2 separate regions of the Homo sapiens genome follow, and region 1 is linked to region 2. A link is an interaction called in ENCODE POLR2A ChIA-PET data of the cell type or tissue named here. Cell type or tissue: PC-9. All regions are shown on one strand. Links, peaks and the distances in the headings refer to the core of each region. The heading gives the core; the rest is flanking DNA.

Region 1 (2,920 bases), core at 265-2,764, 57 kb after region 2:
TGTTAAAAATATGGGTCACTGGGACCCAACTTGAAGACTCATTCAGAAAGCTGGATAAGCCCAAGAATCTGTATTTTTAATAAGCAATCCAAATAATTCTGGTACAGCCAGTCAAGACATGGAAGCCCTACTGGATAGAGCCTACTGGATAGAGCCTCTACTTTGTAGTGTGGTATGTGAAATCAGTGAGGTAGCCCTCCCTCTCTCTTCAGACTTCTCTCCAGTTCCTCCTCCCTACTGTACTGCACACTCCAGCAATCCTGAAATACACCCTATTTGTTGCCATGAAGAAGTGCCTTGGCTCACATTGTCCTGTCTATCTGAAATGTATTCACCTCTCTGCCTGGCAAACACCTGTAATCAGGGGTCAGCTCAAGCCTTTCCTCCTTGAGGAAGCCTCGCTGACTACCCCAAGCTAACCTCAGAGCTCCACTTCCTTTTTCCACATCCCCCCACATTCTCCACACTTCTTCAGCATAGCAATCTTCCTATTTCCTTGTCATTGTTGAGTTGCATGTCTGTCAGTCAGTCTAACTAGAACTGTTGGTTGGCAGAGAGTATCTCTTTTCCATGGTTCATCAGGGCTTAATGGTGCTTGGCACATGACAGATTCCCAATAACTGTTTGCTAAATATGTAAATAATGAAATCAACATGGCATATCTTCTATGCTTTTACTGTTTTCTATACATCGGCAGCTTTTTTCATCTTCAGAACCAAATTTGCTGAGGCATTTATTCTTTTAATTCTTTATGCAAAAGATATTAAGAATTCCTATATGATTAAAACATTTTTATCTAAAAAATGTCATAGTCTGTGACAAATTGGAGTGGTATTTCCTAACGGTAAAACTAAAAGTCAAAAAATGTCTTGAGAACTATTGTTAGAAATGGTAAGAAATATAGGCCAGGCACGGTGGCTAGGCCTAGAATCCCAGCACTTTGGGGGTTGGAAACGGAGCAGGTCAAAACTTCTGTGCTGATCCTTTGTACTGCCTACAAAGAAATAATTCTGGACCAACAATAAATACCAGATACATTAGTATAATATATTTAAAGTGCTGAAGTGAAATAACTGTCAAAATAGGCCAGGCGTGGTGGCTCACACCTGTAATCCGAGCATTTTGGGAGGCTGAGACAGGTGGATCACTTGAGGTAGGAGTTCGAGACCAGCCTGGCCAACATAGTGAAACCCCCTCTCTACTAAAAATACAAAAATTAGCCAGGCATGGTGGCACGTCCCTGGAATCCCAGCTACTCAGGAGGCTGAGGCACGAGAATTGCTTGAACCCAGGAGGTGGAGGTTGCAGTGAACCAAGATTGCACCACTGCACTCCAGCCTGGGCTACAGAGTGAGATTCTGTCTCACACACACAAAAAAGAATGATAAGAAATATAACATCACATATCCAAGAGGAAAGGGTAAAGTTTCCCAGATTAAAGTCCTAGGGGATCAGGGAGGAAGGATCAAGTTAAAAACAAACAAACAAACCCTTCAGTGAGCCTGAAAGAAACAATAAGAACTGAAACTATTCAACAATCATTTTGTGAACGTGACTTCCAAATCCAAGTCTAAAAAACACTGGTGGAGATGTATTAGAGCTTCTTGATGTTCTCTTGTTTCAGATTAGATTGTCATTTTATTATGAACCTTAGTGTCCATAATACAAATTATTGTGCTAAATTTCTATTTAGCAAATTACCAGGGGCTGGGACCCAAATCACTGTTTGAAGTTTGTTTTATCACCCGTTTGCCTGCACAAACCCTCAGACCCTACCTCCCTCTCACCAAACTCCTTTCTGTTGCCTCCTACACTTCAGTGTTACTAGAAGCCAAAAGAGTTAGCTGAGACTTGTCAGGGAGCATTCATCGCTGGATTTTTTTTTTTTTTCCTTTCTGTACATGCCTTGGTGAAATAAGGTCCTAATTAGGACTTGGATCACTGATTGTTTTTCAGATGGTGAAAAGGCCGATATATCTGCCAATGTCTATCCAGACATAAACATCATCACTGGAGCCCTTAAACTGTATTTCAGAGACTTACCCATCCCTGTCATCACATATGATACCTATTCCAAATTTATAGATGCAGCAAGTAAGTACTTCAAATTAATTTTTTATTTCTACCAAATTTTTAAGTACAGTGCTTTTGACCTTCAGATAATTAAAACTCAGAACTGTTTAAATTATTGCATTTGTGCCTGTCTTGTCAAGTGAGGGCACAACAATAAATAGCTGACCAGGCATAGTTCAACAGCTGAGCTGAACCAGTTCTAAGAACTCTGTGGGCTGATGTATGTGTCAGGCAGTTCTGTCCACATTGTTCCTTGTATGCTGGGAACCAACACAGTCAGGCCTATTATATGTTGAAAGCATGAATATTTCTGTAGCAGAAAAAAAAGTCTTCAATGAGGACTGACTAGATCATGGGTATCCAATCTTTTGTCTTCCCTGGACCACATTGGAAGAAGAATGATTGTCTTGGGCCACACATAAAATATACTAACATTAATGATAGCTTTAATGATAATTTTAAATAATTTTTAAAATAAATTATTTTAAAATCTTATAATGTTTTAAGGTTTACAAATTTGTGCTGGGCCATGTTCAAAGCTGTCCTGGGCATGTGCGGCCCATAGGCTGCGGGTTAGACAAGCTTGGTCTAGATTAACTACTTTTATCTGTTAGGCAGAATTTCATTCCTAGTCAGTTAAAGTCACAAGCAAGTTTTGTCTATTGATGCTGTTCAAAATGAATAGAGGGCCAGAATACACTGTGTCAAGCAGTATACTAGAACGTCTCACCAGTTTAATTCTCTCATGTACCCCATGTGGCAAATATTATAATCCCATTTTACAAAGAAGAAAAGCAAGGCTTGGAGAGCTGAGCTCATGCGTCCAGGAATGGGACATCAGGATTTG
Region 2 (2,920 bases), core at 309-2,808:
GGTTTTTTTTTTCTTTTAGAACATTAATAGCTTCTTGATATTCCCAGAACTTCACAACATCATGCTCAAAGTGGGTCCATTGATTTCTTAGTCGTTGGAAATGATCTTGACCTAGTCATCTGAAGACTTCTAAACTCCACTTGAAGAAACACACAGCAGCTTTCTCCTAATTCTTTCTTTAGTTTTTACTTTTAGTTTATACATCCCAGCATGTCACTTCCCTGCTTAAAGTCATTCTTCACCAGCTACCCCACCCCAAGCTTTTAGATGTGACCCAGTCTCCTAATACATCCTGTAAGATCCCGCCTCATAGATCACTACCCACTTCCCTTACTTTCTTCTTTCTAGCCATAATGAATTTTCATTTCTGTAATAGATCACCCTGTAACTCACCTCCAAGTCTTTGCAAATTCTATTCCCTTTGCCTGAAATATTCTCCTGGGCTTTTTCTCACTGTTTGGCTATCTCCTTCTCATCCTTAAGGTCTCAGAGGAGTCATCACTTGTTTTGGGGAGTTGGGGAAGGCTTTGTGCCCCAGAGCACACTATATCTCCCCCACCTTAGCAGTTATTGCTCTGTATTATAATTGTTTGTTAGCTTCTGTTATCCCCAACCAGACTGTAAACTCCTTGAGAACAGAAACCAGTCCTGGCATCCAGTACAGGGCATGGTCCATACTAAATGTGTGCGGAATTTAATTCACTGTAAAAAATGGTGCTACCTCGCCCTTCATCAAACCCAGCATTTCTGATTTACAAGTTACCAAGTCAGCTCATGGACATTACTGCTCAAATTCAGCCATAGGAGCTTCATACTGCAAGAGAGACTTGATAACTTTGCAGCATTAAGTTATTTGCCGGCAAGTTAAACTTAGCAGAATAAACCCAGAGTGAAGTGTTTCCTTATTATTTCACACAAGGGAAAAAGCAGAACAACTTAGGAATTGCAGGAAAAATGGGAGGCTCTAAATAATTAAGGTGTGTTGGAATTAAGGTGAGTGTCTGAAAAAAAATAATCTATGTGTCAGGAAACCTGGTTTGAAGCGGTAATAATGGAAAGCAAATCTGAAGTTGTCCTTAAATCAATAGAAATCATTCAGATTCTTATGGTGGGAGACTAATAAGTCAGAATCCGTCCTGCAGGCCCAGAACAGAGGTAAATAGGCATCATTTTGTAAATAAAGTATTATTGGAATACAGCCACATCCATTCATTGAAATATAAAATATGGGAAAGTTCGTACTACAATGACAGAGTTGAGTGGTCCAGACAGGACAGAGACTATATGGGCTACAAATCGTAAAGTATTTACTGTTGGTACTTTACAGTTGCTGATCCTTGAGCTAGGAAATGAATAAGATTATTTGCATTCATTCAGAATCATTTATGGAGTTCTGTAGTATGTTGAGCACAGTGCCTGGCTTATAGTTAACTCAAATAAATGTGGGCTGTGATTGACATTATAGTGGTTGGGCATTGATGAACAGACACTGGGCTCAGGTAAAGGCCCTGCTACAGAAGGCAGGGGTACAGATGTTCAAGGCATGTGAAGTAATTTAGGCCAAGGCCAAGCCCAAAGAGCAAAGACAAACTGAGCTGGGTGGTAACTTGGTGTTTACTCTGTTCTAAAGCAAACCACTCTTGGAGAATGTTTTTATCACTTTCTTTTCTCTATTTCCAGAGAAAACGATCACAGGCCAAGCTTAATTTGTGGTTAGTCAGTATTTCACTCTGAGTTCCGTGAAGTGGCTTCCAGGATCTTCCCTAGGGGATGTGGTACAGGTTTAAGAAATTCAGGGTGTGTATTTCACATCAATTGAAGAATCTCTTGAAGGCAAACAGAAAGGTTAGTTTCTTCTGTTTGCAGTGCACACTTTTGTTTGCATGTGAGCATGAATCATCAGTCTCCTCACTAAGCATAATCCAAGCAGACGAAGCTCAAATTAACACTAAAGGAAGGTAGCAAGAATGAGTTTGTTTTTAAGGATTTTGTGGTAGGCAGAATAATGGCCTCCAAAGATATCAGATCCTAATCCCTAGAGCCAATAACTGTGACCTTACCTTGGCAAAAAGGTTTATGCAGATGTGATTACATTAAGAATCTTGAGATGAAGAAGAATCTTGGATAATCTTTGTGGACCCTAAATACCAGCACCCGTCTCTTTTTAAGGGAGAGGCAGAAGGAGATTTCACAGACAGTCACAGAGGAGAAGTCCGGGGGAAGTGGAGCAGAGAAGGATTTGAAGATCCTGGGGTGGTGCAGCCACAAGGCCAGGCATGCAGGAAGCCCACAGAAGCTGGAGGAGGCCTGGAACAGATTCTCTCCTAGCTCCAGAGGGAGCACAGCCCTCGATTGCAGCCCCAAAAATTCTTTTCACACCTCTGGCCTCCAGAACTGTATGAGAATAAGTTTGCCTTGTTTTAAGCCACCAAACTTGTAGTAATTTGTTATAGCAGCCACAGAAAACTAATACAGATGTATTCATCAGATGAATGGTAGGTACATTACTTCATTACTTCTTTTTTTTTTTTGAGATGGAGTCTTGCCCTGTTGGCAGGCTGGTGTGCGGTGGTGTAATCTTGGCTCACTGCAACCTCCGCCTCCCAGGTTCAAGCAATTCTCTGCCTCAGCCTCCCGAGTAGCTGGGATTACAGGCCCCCACCATCACGCCCGGCTAATTTTTTTATTTTTAGTAGAGATAGGGTTTCACCATCTTGGCCAGGCTGATCTTGAACTCCTGACCTCGTGATCTACCCACCTCGGCCTCCCAAAGTGCTGGGATTATAGGCGTGAGCCATCACACCCGGCCTCATTACTTCTTATACCATAATAAATAAGAAAGAGAGAGAAACAACAACGCACCCCCACCACCACCACATTAACTTCTGCTTTAGCCACACAAGTAAGAACAGATGGTAAA

Evidence for each region. Peaks named below come from ENCODE experiments on the same cell type or tissue, not always from the same donor. Only the 100,000 strongest peaks of a DNase experiment are listed, where the experiment ranks them.
Region 1: POLR2A ChIA-PET joins it to region 2 with 5 read pairs; 3 of 35 experiments call an interaction of 5 or more read pairs at or near these places.

What each region holds. Positions count from the first base shown.
Region 1 is chr7:29,505,272-29,508,191 of GRCh38, forward strand. CHN2 (chimerin 2) reads left to right here. Exons shown (of 13, transcript NM_004067.4): 11 at 1,957-2,094. Among named protein-coding and RNA genes, the nearest start is that of PRR15-DT, 57 kb to the right of the region's middle. In PC-9, for the core only: no CTCF peak of the experiment used is centred there; no DNase peak of the experiment used is centred there.
Region 2 is chr7:29,448,260-29,451,179 of GRCh38, forward strand. The region is part of intron 6 of CHN2 (chimerin 2); the gene reads left to right. Among named protein-coding and RNA genes, the nearest start is that of PRR15-DT, 110 kb to the right of the region's middle. In PC-9, for the core only: no CTCF peak of the experiment used is centred there; a DNase peak (open chromatin) is centred at 1,822; H3K27ac peaks cover 1,406 bases.